2 separate regions of the Mus musculus genome follow, and region 2 is linked to region 1. The links are chromatin contacts, found by Hi-C or POLR2A ChIA-PET in ENCODE. All regions are on one chromosome and are shown on one strand. Each heading gives the region's core, a stretch centred on a gene start or an enhancer-like site at or near the end of the contact. The rest is flanking DNA. Distances are from core to core; before and after follow the strand shown. Region 1 holds the start of Mapk8ip3 (mitogen-activated protein kinase 8 interacting protein 3). Region 2 holds the start of Unkl (unkempt family like zinc finger).

What was found. Hi-C counts contacts between places; a loop is a spot of excess contacts on that map. ChIA-PET counts read pairs that join two places held with the same protein, here RNA polymerase II (POLR2A).
Region 2: a loop to region 1 is called in a map of heart, with 2.2 times the contacts of the local background. The contact joins the promoter of Unkl here to the promoter of Mapk8ip3 in region 1. A Hi-C loop is called at or near these places in 1 of 37 maps with a recorded cell type or tissue (heart). POLR2A ChIA-PET finds 5 or more read pairs at or near these places in 1 of 5 experiments (Patski).

Annotation. Positions count from the first base shown.
Region 1 is chr17:24,934,034-24,941,798 of GRCm38, reverse strand. Mapk8ip3 (mitogen-activated protein kinase 8 interacting protein 3) reads left to right here and starts at 4,822. Exons shown (of 33, transcript NM_001163449.1): 1 at 4,822-5,262. The coding sequence starts at 4,945.
Region 2 is chr17:25,183,534-25,191,298 of GRCm38, reverse strand. It overlaps Unkl (unkempt family like zinc finger), which reads right to left and starts at 2,899. Exons shown (of 15, transcript NM_001197024.1): 1 at 2,807-2,899; 2 at 1,624-1,833. The coding sequence starts at 2,883. It overlaps BC003965 (cDNA sequence BC003965), which reads right to left and starts at 6,738. Exons shown (of 2, transcript NM_183150.2): 1 at 6,659-6,738; 2 at 3,637-6,579. The coding sequence starts at 6,690. The coding sequence ends at 6,201. It overlaps Gm52286 (a long non-coding RNA gene), which reads left to right and starts at 1,829. Exons shown (of 2, transcript XR_003952239.1): 1 at 1,829-2,183; 2 at 2,290-3,245.

The DNA.
Region 1 (7,765 bases), core at 3,573-6,072:
TCAAATGGTCAACAAGCAAACTCCATATCTAGATCTAAATTACATGGTGTGATGGTTTGTATATGCTTGGTCCAGAGTGGCACTATTAGATGGTGTGGCTCTGTTGGAGTGGACGTGTCACTGTGGGTGTGGGCTTTAAGACCTTCAACCATAGATGCCTAGAGGTCAGTCTTCCACTAGCAGCCTTTAAATAAAGAATTAGAACTCTGTTTTTTTTTTTTTTTTTTTTTTTTTTTGAGACAGGGTTTTTCTGTATAGCCCAGGCTATCCTGGCACTCACTCTGTAGACCAGGCTGGCCTCGAACTCAAAAATCCGCTTGCCTCTGCCTCCCGAGTGCTGGGATTAAAGGCATGCACCACTATGCCCGGCCCTAAGAATTAGAACTCTTAGCTCTGCCTGCATCATACCTGCCTAGATGCTGCCATACTCCCACCTTGATGATAATGGACTAAACCTGAAACTCAGCCCCAATTAAATGTTTTCCTTTATAAGACTTAACTTGGTCATGGTGTCTGTTGACAGCAATAAAACACTAAGATAGATGGCTTGTGTCAGGATGACTGCCTGCTTAGAAGAGTCTCCCAGAAGTTTCACATTCTGAATACTGAACGGAGCCTTTCGATAAAAAACAACACTTAACAAGCTAGGAATGGCCATAAACACCTTTAATCCCAGCCCTTGGAAGGCAGAGAGAAGCAACTGGATCTCTGAGTTCAAGGACAGCCAGGTGACCAATGCTTCACAAAGCCAATGTGTTACCCAAAACAACATCTTACCTTGCTTGTCTACACGTAATTAGAAAGCTTGTCTACACGTAATTAGAAATGTACTGAGTTCCATGAGCTGCATTAGAAACTGACAATGCCATATCCCGTGCTAACAACTGTTTCAGCCCTTAGGCAGGCACTAAAAGATGTGGGTATGTCTCGAGAGGCTAGACAGCAGCTCTACCTGTGATAAGAATGAGGAAGTGAAACTGTCACAGTTGCCATCTCATTCTTATCACAGGTAGAGCTCATTCTTAGAAATACTACTGGAATTATATAGTTTTTGTGTTAGCTCCTAAACTAGCATCCTGAACGATGAATAATGAAATAGTCTAGACCTTTGTTACTTTTTGTTTTGTTTTGTTTTGTTTTGTTTGAGACAGGGTTTCTCTGTGTAGCTCTGGCTGTCCTGGAACTCACTTTGTAGACCAAGCTGGCCTCCAACTGAACTCTGAATACTGGATTTCAGTTGAAGATGCTATACTGTCTGGGGAAGTTTAGAAAGTGGTGTCTTGTTCAGTGAGTTTGTCAGAGGGGCAGACTTTGAGGTGTGAGCTGTTTGCCCTGACCCCATGCTTGCTTGCTTGCTTGCTTGCTTGCTTGCTTGCTTGCTTGCTTGCTTGCTTGCTTGCTTGCTCGCTCGCTTGCTGTAATGCTAGTGATGGAATCTTAGCCCTCTGGAACTGTAAGCTCAGATGGACACTTTCTTCTATAGGTTGTCTTGGTCATGTTGTTTTATTACAGCGATAGAAAAGGAATACAGTACAGCTCATTCCTTCATGAGCTGGACTTCAGGTAGCACTACATGGTTATACAAAGGTCTAGGCCCGGCATGGTGGCATACACCTTTTTTTTTTTTTTTTTTTTTTTTTCCTATTAGGTAAGCACTATTTTTATCGCCAAGAAAACTAGGTTGAAAAGGGTGGCATTTCTTTCTTTCTTTTTTTTTTTTTAATATTTTTATGGTGGCACACACCTTTAATCCCAGCACTCAGGAGGCAGAGGCAGGTGGATCTCTTGAGTTTGAGGTCAGCCTGGTCTACAGAGTGAGTTCCAGGACAGTAAGGGCTACACAGGGAAACCCTGTTTCAGGTGGGGGTGGGAGAACCTTTTTTTTTTTTAACTCACTTTGCTTTGATCAGTTTAACAAACTTGCCCCCAGTTATGTTAACAACAAAGGAGCACTAGAACTTGTGGTGCACACACTTGGGAGGCAGACAGATCTTTCTGTAAGTTCAAGGCCAGACTGATCCACATAGTTCTAAGTCCGTCAGATCTATGTAAAGAGACACTGTCTCGCTGGGCAGTGGTGGCGCATGTCTTTAGTCCCAGCACTTGGGAGGCAGAGGCAGGCGGATTTCTGAGTTTGAGGCCAGCCTGGTCTACAGAGTGAGGTTTTTTTGTTTTTTAAAGATTTGTTTATGAGTACACTGTAGCTGTCTTCAGACACACCAGAAAAAGGGCATCGGATCCCATTACAGATGTTTGTGAGCCACCATGTGGTTGGTGAGAATTGAACTCGGGGCCTTTGGAAGAGCAGTCAGTGCTCTAAACCCCTGAACCATCTCTCCAGGCCTTTCCTCCCTTTTTTTGGGGGGGGGGGAGGGGGGTAATTTTCAAGTCAGTTGGTCTGTCCCTTTGTTGGTGGGAGGTGCCCCCACTGTGATGTTCTAACTTTAAGAATTTACAGGGATGGTTCATGCCTTTAGTCCCGGTACTTGGGTGGCAGAGGCAGGTGGTCCCTCTGCCTCTGAATTTAGAACGTACTCTGGTCTAGTCTACAACATAAGCTCCAGGACAGCCAAAGCTATATAGACCCTGTCTCAGGAAAAGAACTTATGGGGTTAAAATTGCTGAGACCTAAAACAAAATACTCAGATAACCCCTAAACACAATCTTGTAACTGTAATCTGTTTACCAGGGGACTGGAGAGATGGCTCGGTGCTTAAGAGCACTTGCTATGCTAGCAGAGGACCTACGTTCAGTTCTCAGGACCCACATGGTGACTCACAACTGTAATTCCAGCTTTGGGAGATCCAATGATTCTGGCCTCTATGGGCACTAGGCATCCATGTGATTGATATATACATAGGCATCCATGTGATATATACATAGGCAGGCAAAACACTCATACCATACAAAGTTAATAACTCTAAAAAAATCTTAAAGAATTAATCATTTTATCAGTTTGTTCTGGCTCCTCATTTGGGCAATTAAAAACTAACTCCGGTGGGACTGGACCTGTGGGGAGACCACTGGCTGCTCTACCAGAGGATCTAGATGCTATTTCCAGAGCCCACGTGACACTCAAAACCCCTAGTTAACTCCAGCTCCAGAGCGTCCAGCACCCTCCTCTGGTTTCTGTGGGCACAGGGCACATACAAGTGAAACACCATCTACAGTAAATACTAATAACTGGCTCGGGTAGCAGTCACTGCAAGTGCTACTGCAGTATGCCCCTTCTCGTCAGCCTGTTTTCCTAGTTGGTTGATAATATAATACGTAGGCTCAGTTTTGCAGGCTTGAAAAATTAAATCAGTATCAAAATTCAGGCAACCTGAAAATGTTGTGGGGTGTTCACCGTGGAAGAATGCTCTGACATAGTTTTAAGCCAATAGGAAAGTCTTTATTAGCTGGCTGGTGAGTACACTGGGTGTTTAGGATCTCAAACAAGAAAGGCCTTGAGCCTTTCTCAGGATGAGCTTTTAAGGGCAAAGCCATGTTCTGGGTTGGCATGCTTCAGTTAACAAGAACAGTTAGTCAGAGGCAGAACTACAGAAGCCAAAAAGCAAAGTTAGGAATTTAGAGACTTTCTCAGAACTATCCACACTGAGGGATTGGGTCTGTTTTCATTCTTTTGGCAGGTGGTGCTATCTACATGCCGAGTTTTACAGCCTGAATTGGACTTCCATCATGGAGTGAGTTGTGCTAAGGTCTGAGGCATGTTACAAAACAATCTCTTAGAGTAGGTATTTATCTATGTGTTTGGAAAGATGAGGGAAGTATAGCCCCAGGTAATGGTGTATACTGAATGGCAGAAGCCAGGCATACCAAGTTCCAGGTCAGCCAGTGCTACACAGTAAGACTTTGCATATGAAATTGTGAGGAATGTTTTAAGTGCTCTGGACTTCAGCTACAAGAAGGACTGTGTTGGTTAAGAGTAAGATCTGGTGGCTTGCAGTTGAGAGTACTTGCTCTTAGAGGGGAGGACCTCTGTTCAGTTCTGGCCATCCATATGGCTGCTCACAACTGACCTTCTTAACTCCAATTCAGATGCCCTCTTCTGGCCTTCACAGACACCAGGAATGTGTGTGATGCACAAGTCTACATACAACCAAACACATACACATAAAATAACAAGTAACTTTTTTTTTTAAGAGGATGTGAATCTGAGCTGCCTTGGAAGGCTTTGGGGACCGGGAAAACCACGTAAGCAAGAAAGTAGTTCAAGGGCAGGAAAGATGGCTCAGTGGTTAAGAGCACTGGTTGTTCCAGAAGACCTAGGTTCAATTCCCAGCAACCACATGTTGGGTCACAACCATCTACAATGGGTTCTGATGCCCTCTTCTGGTGTGTCTGAAGAGAGCAACGGTGAATACATTAAATAAATTTAAAAAAAAAAAAAAAGAAAGAGGAAAAAAAAGCAAGTAGTTCAAAGTCAGGTTCATGGTGTCCCCAGCAAATGAACACATATAGATCGACTCGCTTTATATTTCTGTCTCAAAAGTACCGCCACACATAAGGATTTTAGAACCTGGTGTCCTGTGCAAAATGAAGCACTGCATGGAACTAAGCAACCAGCAGAGCGGGAAACAACCAGAAACAGGGCAAGCGACACATGTCGCGTGAACGTTGAGGGTGGCCAGAGTATGTATGACAAAGGTCTGAAGACAAACAGGACAGAGATAGAGAAGCATCCAGGTCACTCCAATCAGACTGAGCTACGTCCTCAAGAGCCACCAGCAACGCAGCCGGAAACGTTCCTTTAGCGTCAAGGCGCTCGGGGCGGAACTGGATGGGGCTCCACCCCCGCAGCCAGGCGGGACTTCCGGCAAGGGAGTGACGGGCGCGGCCTGGGCGGCGGCACGTCCTAAGGTAGCGGCTGCCTGAGGTGACAGCGGCCCGTGGATTCGGGCCCCGGAACGAGCCGCGCTGGCGGCGGCGGCGGTAGCCGCGATGATGGAGATCCAGATGGACGAGGGAGGAGGAGTGGTGGTGTACCAAGACGACTACTGCTCGGGCTCGGTCATGTCGGAGCGTGTGTCGGGCCTGGCGGGCTCCATCTACCGCGAGTTCGAGCGCCTCATTCACTGCTATGACGAGGAGGTGGTCAAGGAGCTCATGCCGCTGGTGGTGAACGTGCTGGAGAACCTTGACTCGGTGCTGAGCGAGAACCAGGAGCACGAGGTGGAGCTGGAGCTCCTACGCGAGGACAACGAGCAGCTGCTCACGCAATACGAGCGCGAGAAGGCGCTGCGCAAACAGGCCGAGGAGGTGCGTGGGCCCCGGCCGCCGCGGAGAGGGACGGTGAGGGACGGTGTGGGTAGCGTGGAGCAGCCAGCTCGGCTCAGCCGGCAGTATGCTGCTGATGCTGATGCTGATGCCGATGCTGCTGGGAGTGCCACTTTCTCCATCCAATTGGGACCTAGAGCACAGCCTGTGCAGAGTCCGGGAGACATGGGCCCCCATTCCTGCTGTCCTCTGACCTTGGCTGCCGCCTGCTGGCTCTGGGTTTTATTCCTTCCCGTCTTTGGAGCAAGTTGCCCTAGAATCACAAAGCCCAGAATTCTACAATTCTAGAAATAAATGCTCTTCGGTTTATGATGGGAAGTGCCTTCTTATATGAGGTTAAATTCCATTTAAGTGAAGTTGACTTGACACAGTCTTAGAGACTACTATTGAAATTAAGAGTCGATCTTGATATTTTGGCTTCTTATTAAGTTAGTGGCCCTGCATCACAGCTAGGATAAAAGCTTTGCTTATCTTGAATCATTCATACTTTCCATGGTTTGCCTTTTGATTGTCAAGATTTTGCTGTGAATGCATGGGCACCACATAACTGGCTTAATCAAGTTCTCTACATATGGGGGGATTCAAAAGCCTCAAAGGATGTGAGGAGGGCTTGGGTGACCTCAGAAACAGGGAACTGGCTCCAGAAACTGTCTGGGCTAGATCAAGGTCACACACTGACCACAGACAAAAGGACAGGCCAAGTAACAGGGTAGACCTTGGCAACAGCTTAAGCCTTACCTTCTGGGTTCATATTGCTGCCTAGTGGGGCAGTACCCTAGAAGTCTGCAGTGTTTGGTCCTTCTAGACCTGCCCTGGAGTTGTCTTGTGCCTGATACCACTCTCCATAGCCCTGACTCTCTGGGGACTTTTGATACATTGGCAAAGGACTTGGGTATTATTTCTTCCCCTTGCCTCCATACTTACATAGTCAAGATCACTAATGTGGAGAAAAAGAAGAAAATGAAGGTGTACTGTGGTAAGGCAAAGTTACATCCTTGTAAAATGGTTTCTGCTTGAGTGTTGACACTGTCCCCCGGGGAGGATGCCTCTGCCTTCCAGCTTAATAACAAGCTGGACGGAGCAGTGAGTGTACGTGGGGCTTAGGTTGTGCAGAAGACCCAGCTCTTGAAAGGAAGCTGAGCAATGCAATGAGTAAATAGATGCCAAACTGGCCCGGTGGAAGCCGGGGTTAAATGCCCATTTATGCCCTTGGAGGGACCTCCAGTGAGGGTAAAGCTGAAGGGGGACTAAACACTGTAAACAGCATCCTAGCTCCTGTGGAAAGACCTGCATGCTTATCTTCAGTTCTGTAAAAAGACTACAGTTTCCTTTTCTAAACAGGGATGGGTGATGAGATGGTGTAATAGCCCGGAGCGATGCATCACTGCATGCAGAGTTGTGCTGCAGAATTGCTGTCCCGGGCACTTTGCTTGTTTAAGCTTAGTCAGATATGGGTAATCTGAGCTGTCAGCAGCTTTCTGGGAAGACAGAATCCTAGGTTTTTAAAATTTTTAAACAGAGACAACATCGCAGCCCTTTCCTTCTTTCCTGATACCAGTATGTTTTGATACCAGGTGGTTCCCTCTCTGGGACTCAGAACCTGAGAGGAGGGGCTCAGCTGTAGTGTTGACAGAAGAAACCAGCCTGGCTATCCTGCCCCCGGGGACCACACACCTTACCCAGCCTCTCCCTCTTTCTCTCAGACCTTCAGTTGTAGCTGTTTTATAAAATGAGTGAGTTACCAAAAGTAGTGAATCAGGTTCACTACAAGTATCACTGTTGACCACTGGTTACCTAGAAAGAGAACTGTGGCAAGGTGGATTTAGAAGCGAGGGCAGTGCCCCTAATGTTTCAACTCAGACTTGGGCCTCATAATCTGTCGAGTTGTTACTGATTGGTACTGTTCTAATGTAAAGTGGTTTGTATCCCTTGGTCATTTTCCTCTGGAAGAGAAAAGGACTAGAAAGGCAGCTAACTGTACTAGCCTTTTTCCTTGCAGTAGACAAGCACTTAGATCAAGGAAAAAAGATGTTTTTTGAAAGACAGAGTATTGTCGTTATTATTGCCGTTATCTTTCTTAGCCCTAAGGATGTGGTAGAAGCACCCTTCAGGTTATCTCAAGAAACTCCAGTGGGTTCTCTGGACATTTGCTGATGCTGTGGCATTTGCTGCTACACAAACAGAATCCAAACTCAGAATTTGACCCAAGATTTATTTTTTCCTGAAAGACCCAGGATGATACCCTTTTCTCACATTTCTACTTGAAGTGGTTAGAGGCCCATTCTTCTCAACTCAAATACCCTCCTACCTTCCCAAGTGCCACTTCTATTGCTTTGTCAGGGAAAGGTTTATCAGGCTACTTCTGCCCCCCAACCCCAACTTCTAGCATCCAACCATGTACTAAAGAGATCACGAATGATCCTTATCACTCAGGAGCTCTGAAGAATTTAGTATCTTTTGGCCTGCTCCACCCAGAGTTATTCTC
Region 2 (7,765 bases), core at 1,650-4,149, 250 kb before region 1:
AAGTAACTCACAACTATCTGTAACTTGAGGGCTAGCAGATCCTCCAGTCTTTGTCCTGAACGCTCATGTGCACAATCTTAGCCGGGCGGTGGTGGTGCACACCTTTAATCCCAGCACTTGAGAAGCAGAAGCATGTGGATCTGAGTTCGAGGCCAGCCTGCTCTACAGAGTTCCAAAACAGCCAAGGCTACACAGAGAAACCATGTCTGGGGGTGGGGGTGGGGGCAAAAAAACCAAAACCAAAAACAGACAGACCAATACTTCACCTCAGGACAGGAAGCTAACCCCACACCCCCAAACTGCCCAAAGGAAGAACTTAGCACCTCCTGATATTATTTTCCACCTCCCTTTGAACACAAAGTCTCACTTGGACTTTCTCTGTCTTCATTATTTCAAAACCAAGATGTCTGGAGCTGGACAAAGAGCCCATCAGTAAAATACCTGCCTCGAGAGCAAAAAGACCTGAGTCTGATCCCCAGAACTCTGATTAAAGACAAAACAAGACAAAACAACAACGACAAAACCACTGATCACAGTGGCACACACTTGTAATCCCAATGCTAGGGAGACAGAGACAGCTGGCCCCTGGCACCTGCAGGCAGGCCAACCAGTCTGGCCGATTTAACCAGCTCCAGGCCAGTGAGAGACCCTGTTTTAAAATAAGGTGAGAACAGCATGTAAGGTTAACCTGAGAACTCCAATCGTGTGTGTACGCACTGGCGCGTGAGCCGCCACACTCTGCACCTGCACACACAAGCACACACATGCACACAAAGAAAGACATCTGTTCATAACACCATTAGGAAACTTGTAAAATATAAACTAACCCAAACAAAACCTTGACTTATTAAAATCCAAAAGTGTTACATAACTGACAACGTGCAAATAAAACAACTTTCCTACCATTAAAAAAAACAAAACAAAACAAAAAAACAACTACAAATGAGCAGAACGCATCACAGTGTTAAAGAGTCCTAGCCTACATAAGCAGATCACGGGCTCCTGTCCACAAATCAATTCACAAATCCTTATCAGAATAACAGTTCTGCTACTCTTCTTTAAAATACATACATAAGCAAGAAAATATTCCACACTTACATGTTACACATGACACACTTACAACTGACCACACAAAACCGTTTTAAATCAGATGGCTGGCAAAACATGGGCCAGTTTTAAAGTAGAGCATTGGATGGGGTGGGGTGGTAAGTGAATCAAAATCAGTTTGAATTACCAAAGATTTTCACCTACAACACACATACATCATCTTTTAGGAAACTAGCCTACAAACAGGGAACCCCTCAAGCACACTACTCTACTGACCCCGAGAAGTCTTGAATAAAAATGAGGTTCCCTCTACAGGTAGTGGGTGTTAAAAAGAAGCAAGGAGACCAGTGTAGTGGCATACACCTTTAATGCCAGCACTTTAAGGGGCCAAGACAGGTATCACTATGAGTTTGAGGCCAGTCTGGTCTACATACAGTGTTTCAGGACAGCCAGGCCTTCATAAAGACACCCTGTCTCAAAAAAACAAAAAACCAGAAACCTCAAAAACCTGTTGATCAGAGAGTCAACACCAATCCTGAGGAAAGACCATGAGCCACCCACCGGAACCCCACTTACTCATCACCATCGGGACACAGGCCGGTGGCCTCATCGTACTTGGAGCAGTATATGTCCGGGCTGTAGTTGAAGGTGCCATCGCGTCGTCGGAGCGGTCTGCGACGACGCTGATTTAGGAAATGCCAATGGAAACAGGTGAACGGCCTGTGCTGGCTGCACTTATGCTGCAAAAACAGGGAGCACTGCTCTGTCCTAAACTCCTTTAGATACCTAAAAAGACAAACAGCGTTGCGGGCCGCAGCCACCGCCGGCTGGAGGCCCCTGGGATGCGGCGGGGCAGGGTCCCAGACGAGAAGCATCCCCCACCCCCGGCAATACACACACACACACACACACACACACACACACACACTGAGCGATCCTGACTGCCATGGCCCGGTACCCTCCTTTTTTAAAAGCACCCCGGGTGTCACTTCCCAACTCGGAGACCAGGTAACTCCAGTCAGGCAGACTCTCCGTTCCCTGACCCCAAATACCACTTCCCAGTCCCCAGATAAGAAGATTCCCGGACACGAGGCATAGACCTCCTCTTAGCAGGCCATCACCAACTCTGATCCCAGGTAACTCTACAGAAGTACACTCCATTCTCTGCCCCCTTCTAGTCCCTGACCCCTGGAGCCACCTCTCAATCCTCAGTCCCGGTCTCCCGCTCGACTACCTTCATAGGTTCCAGATGGACTGCAAGCGCCACCCGCCCACACCAGGCGCAACCCCTCTTCTGCGCCGCAGAAACGACCCCCGGGCTCACAACCAAGCGGCCACCGGACTCTAGGTGCGGCTCCGCCCCCAGCCCAGAGGTCACCCCAGACCCCGGAACCGCCTCTCAACCTCAGGCAGCGACTGCTCGAGTCCGGATGGCCGTGCGCCCACCTCCAGCCCAGGCGCGGCCCTGAGCTACGAACGCAGGCGCTGTTCCCCAGACTCCAGTCTGGCGCGCGGGGTCGCCGGAGACCAGGAGCAAGTCCAGCCCCCAAGCCAGGGGTCACCGAAAACCCTGGGCGCTGCCACTCCACCTTAGGCGGCGGCCCGCGCCTGGACGGCGTGACCCGCAAGAGCTGGCGGCGGGGGCGCGGGCGCGGGCGGGGCGCACCCACAGCGGCGACACCGGGGCCCGTGGCGCACGCGGGCCGCTGCTTTGCGCCGCAGCGCCCAGAAGGCCACGGACCGCAGCCCAGGCACTGACCTGTAGTGGGTTGGTTTCTCTGTCTGCGGGGGGGACCCGCTCAGCGCCGCCGCCGCCGCTTTCGAAACCGACGGCATTTTCAGTCAAAACAATGCAGCGCGCATGCGCCGCGCCGGCGCCCCCGGATCTCCCCCCCGCACCGAGCCCCCTGCGCCCCCCGCCGCGCCGGCCACACCCCCGGGCACGCCACGCCGGCCACGCCCCCACCGACCCCTCGCCCACGCGCGCTGTGCGGCGGGGGTGACACACAGGTTCTGCCGGCCCACCACGGCAGCAAGTTACAGGCGCAAGGCGGGACACGCCCGTTGGTGTAGAGTCCCCATGATGGCCTCTGCGTCCAGGGCTGCTGTTGGGCACAGGTTTCTTTGAACTGGAAAAAGTCTATAATTAGACTGTGACGATGGTCGCCCCTTTATTAAATTTGTGAATTTAAGGATAATCCGAGTGTGAATTCTGTTGAGCCACTTTTTTAAAAACACAGCGTAAGATGCTGCCAGATGAGCCCATCGGGTAAAGGATGTACAGGGTGGTCAGTAATCAGACTGATCTGGGGTCCGCAGAATGCTAACTGCACGTGGCGGGCAGGACTCGCAAGTGCTAGGATGAATTCGGGAGAACCCAGGGCTAGCATTCACTGGTGTGTAAAGTGACCACAGCTCCTCTGCTAACTGCGGGTGTGCTCTGAGGGATAAAGTCTGAGTAGCACAGCCACAAGTGTTCTGAAAGGAATGGGCAGAAAAGAGAGGGATGTTTTCAGAAAGGAGGATTACAGAAAACCTATCCCATTTCCAGAAACACGATCTAAAATATTAACAGAGAGACATACACGGTCCAGGTATGTATGCTATATTTTAAAGTACTAGTAAGGTAAAATTACCATTTGCTGGTAGGATTACTGACTTCTTCATATGACATTTTTGTAGACAAATTCTTTGAGTTGTTGACAACTTTGGAGAGTGAGTTGGTTTGGTTTGGGTGCTAGAGGTAGAACCCGGAGCCATGTGCGTGCCCGGACCCAGGTCCATGCCGGCTAAGCACTTATCCCTGAGCATTTCCCCTAGCCCACAGACCCTGAAGTTAACTTAGTTTAAAGGACTTATTTTAATGGTTGCACAAGCATGTGGATGGATAGTGAGCTGTAGGCAGTCCCAGCAAACAGAAACATTGTTTTTTCAAAGATCAAATAGAAGAATGAGCAAGCAGGGAAGGGCAGACAGGGGAACCTACAGAGGAATAAATGTGTCTCAGACTGCTGAGGGATAGGGAATGAAAACTAGGTCAACCCCCAAGTCCAGCCTGGAGAAACACACAAGACAACCTAAGGAATCTGAGAGAGAGAGAGGGAGAGAAAGAGAGAGAGAGGGAGAGAGAGAGAGAGAGAGAGAGAGAAGCTGGCTCTGTAAGGTGTGACAGAGAGCAAATAGCAGTGATGGTGGAACTCAGCGACCTTGACTGTGGACATGGGCAAAGGTCTCTCATCAAAAGATGTGTTTTATTCCTCTGCAGACATCACCTGTGACACCCACATAAGGGCCAGACGTGTCCTTTTATTGAAGCTGGTACTCGAGGGCTATGGCTCAGAACAGAACTAACAGGTTTTTATCTGTGTAACAGCTCACTTCCAACACTACTGAGCCTTTCCATTTTCAAGAGCTTACACAAAGTGGCTGTTGGGGCTGGAGAAATTGCTCACAGTGAATGGCTCCTCTTCCAGAGGACCCAAGTTCAGTTCCCAGAACCTACATGGTTGCTCATAGCCATTTGTATTTCCAGTTCCAGGGAATCTGACATCCTCTTCTTACCTGTATAGGCAACAGACATGTATGTGATGCACATACATACACATAAAGTAAATCTAATTTTGTAAGCGTCAGTTACGTTAACTCCTCCTCCCTCAAAAGAACATGTTTTATTCAATCATTTCTTTCTGCCCAACAGTTTATCTACTGTCTTGTACATGCAGCTGGCTTATAGTTAGTTACAGGCCCTCTCCCTACCTGATATTTGCTGGGCACTCACCCAGAGAATTCATTGGGCTGAAAACAATAGGAAAAACACAAGCTACAGTCTATTTGGGAAATTGGAAAAGCATAGCACAAAAAATAAATAAATAAATAAAATAAACATTTAAGTAACCCTTTAGCTAACACACCTATTCTCCTATCCGTAAAATAGATGTGAAACTCAGATCTGGTGGTGCTCGCCTTTGATCCCACCACTCAGGAGGCGGACGCAGCCTCTGCCTCTGAGTTCAAGGCCAGCCAGGGATACAGCCAGAATTCCAGGATGGCCAGGGCTACATAAAGAAACCTTGTCTTGAAAAATTAGAAAGGGGGAAGGAAAGAAAAAAAACGAGAAAGCAGAGGTGTAGTGAGTGTCCCCACTTATTCTGCTCACGAGTTCAAATGCCCACATCACTTCAGATAAGTTATCAGCCTGGCAGCACTGAGAACCCACTGCATGAAATGTAACATTTTTTTTTTTTTGCAAAAGCAATTCTATGTGAGCTGGAAACAGACCTCATTGGTAGGATAGCACAATAGACTCCTGAGTTCAATCACAACACTGTGAAAAAGACAGAAACAAACAAACAAAAAAAACCAACCCACTATATTATTGATGTTTTGTTTTGTTTGAGACAGGCCCTCCCTACGTAGCCCAAGCAGACCCCAAACTTAGGATCCTCCTGCCTCAGTTTCATAAGTGTTGAGATGACAAGCATACCCTACCACTTCTGTCAAGTTTTTAAGTTCTCATGTGGGAATGAAGAGCAGAAGAGAAAAAAAAAAAAAAAAAGATGGCAGCAGAAGCAGGAAGCAGGCTGATATCTAAGTCTACAGCAAGGCTGGTTTACATAGCCAGTTCTAGGCCTGCCAGAGCTAAATAGGGGGACTGTGTTTCAAAACAAAAAAACCAAAGCCTACTTGATGATGAAAGGGGAGGTGAGAAAATTGAGTTCATTAGACTTTACCAAATGTATTTTCCATTTGTTAGTTTTTAAAATAGCTTCAACTGATGTTGCACACATATAGGTAATTACACTTCAGCAGTTAGTCTGTCTCGGAAAGCGAATGAACTGCAGGTAACACCTCCACCAGATGAACGCTGGAAACATGATTAGGCTGTATGAACACATCATAACTCAAGAGCATAAGGTGCACCCAAAACCTTTTCTAGGAACCTCAAAAGTTCTATGGACGTAATCACTGGGCATTGGTGTTCGGCAAAGATCAGATTTCAAGCCTCCAACTTTGTGCTGTGTTCTTGTGTCTCAGCGCCAAGAGCGCCATCCAAGTCCTTTAAGCAACGAGGACATGCGCAGAACCAGTTCAGAAATCGTCAAATTCAACAACGAAAGGACGGCTGCCTAGTCCCTTCCTCAGCACGCACCCTGTTACGTTCTAGCCCCGTAGAGGGCCGGAGCTTCAAGCTCCTCCGGAGGACCTTCCGGCTCCTCCTCGTCCTCCTCTTCCAACACCTGCCTCAACCACAGGTCCATGCCGCTCTCCTCCCTCTGGTAGCACCATACAACCAGAGCCACGAGTGTGAGGGTGAGCGGCAGCACTTTCCACCAGGGCCGCTGCTGCGGCTTCCCCAGGGAATGCTCCACGGTCCAGCGGATCGGGGTGGCTTTGCTGCCGGAAAATTGGATCGGGAGGTTGGGGTCGTCGTCCTCCTCTTCCCTGTCTGCAGGCTGAGCTGGAGACCGGCCACGGGGCGGCGGATGCAAACTTCGCGAAGCCCAGCCCACGAGCCGCAGAGCCCGGACCGCTCTGGAAGAGAGACAGCAGTAAGCGTCCCGGAGCCACGGCCACCTCCCACCCTCACGCACCGGCACCTCACGGCTCTCACCCCGCAGCCCGTGAGCACAGGACACTGTTCATAGCGACCTCGACTCGCACGCTGAGGCGCACCGCGCTTTCGTCACTTCCGTCGCACAAAACCGGAAGCCGAACTTCACATCCAATTTCACGACTACAAAACGTGGGTCCAGCGGCGCAACGGAAATGATGCATTTCCTCTCGCTAGCTCTTCCGTCTCCGGCCTCGCCCTGATCACTATCTGGACGACTTACGGGTTTGTGTCGTTCTGGGTCCTTCCATTGAGACCTGATCCGGCGCGGCGGATTGAAAGTGAAGCAGACTCGGTTCTCCGAAGAGCTTGGCCCGAGGCTGTTTAGTGTGATGCCCAAGGACTTGAGAACCCGTGGCATCTGCTGGCTTCTTTCCAGGACCATCGTCCGGGAGGGACTTGGTCCCTGTTCTCCATGAGCGCATCTTCCAGTCTTAGCGCTCCATCCGAGCTCTCAGGCACGGAGGCGGGAAACCCTCGCGCCTTAAACGCCTCCCGGCCTGGCCGTCCCTTTGAAAAGGCTTGTAGAAACATCACCTCCACCTAGACTATCCCAGGTCCCCAGAATCCATTTGCCTTCAGGAAGAATGGAAATGGCTCTGTGTAGACCATAGGCTGACCAGATCTCGGACAGCCTACAGGGAGGCGATTCTGAAATTACACTCCCATAGCTAACGTGCACCTGGCCTTTTGATCTGGAAGCTGATTGAAGCTCTGCATCGTCAGAATCAGCCAGGCAACCTTGTAATCCCAATACTGTGGAGGCAGATAGAAGAGAATCACTGGTCCCAAGTACTACACAGCTTAACATCAACCCAATTTAAAATACAAAAAAAAAAAAAAAAAAAAGAGGATCAGCCCTAAAGGTGTCTGTCTTCTTAGTACCTGTGCTGTGTAGAAGCTAGAGTGAGTTATATTACACCTGGTCTTACCGCAGGGCTCAATAATGATTATCACTCCGATTTTATTCTTGATCTGTAAACCAGTGACATGAATAAAAACAAAAAAACACCTCTTCCTCTATCTCATGGGGCTGTGAGTTCCTTTCTGGGCAAGCAGAGTCCCCATGATTTATTTTGCTCAGGAGGGTGTCTGAGGGCACCACAG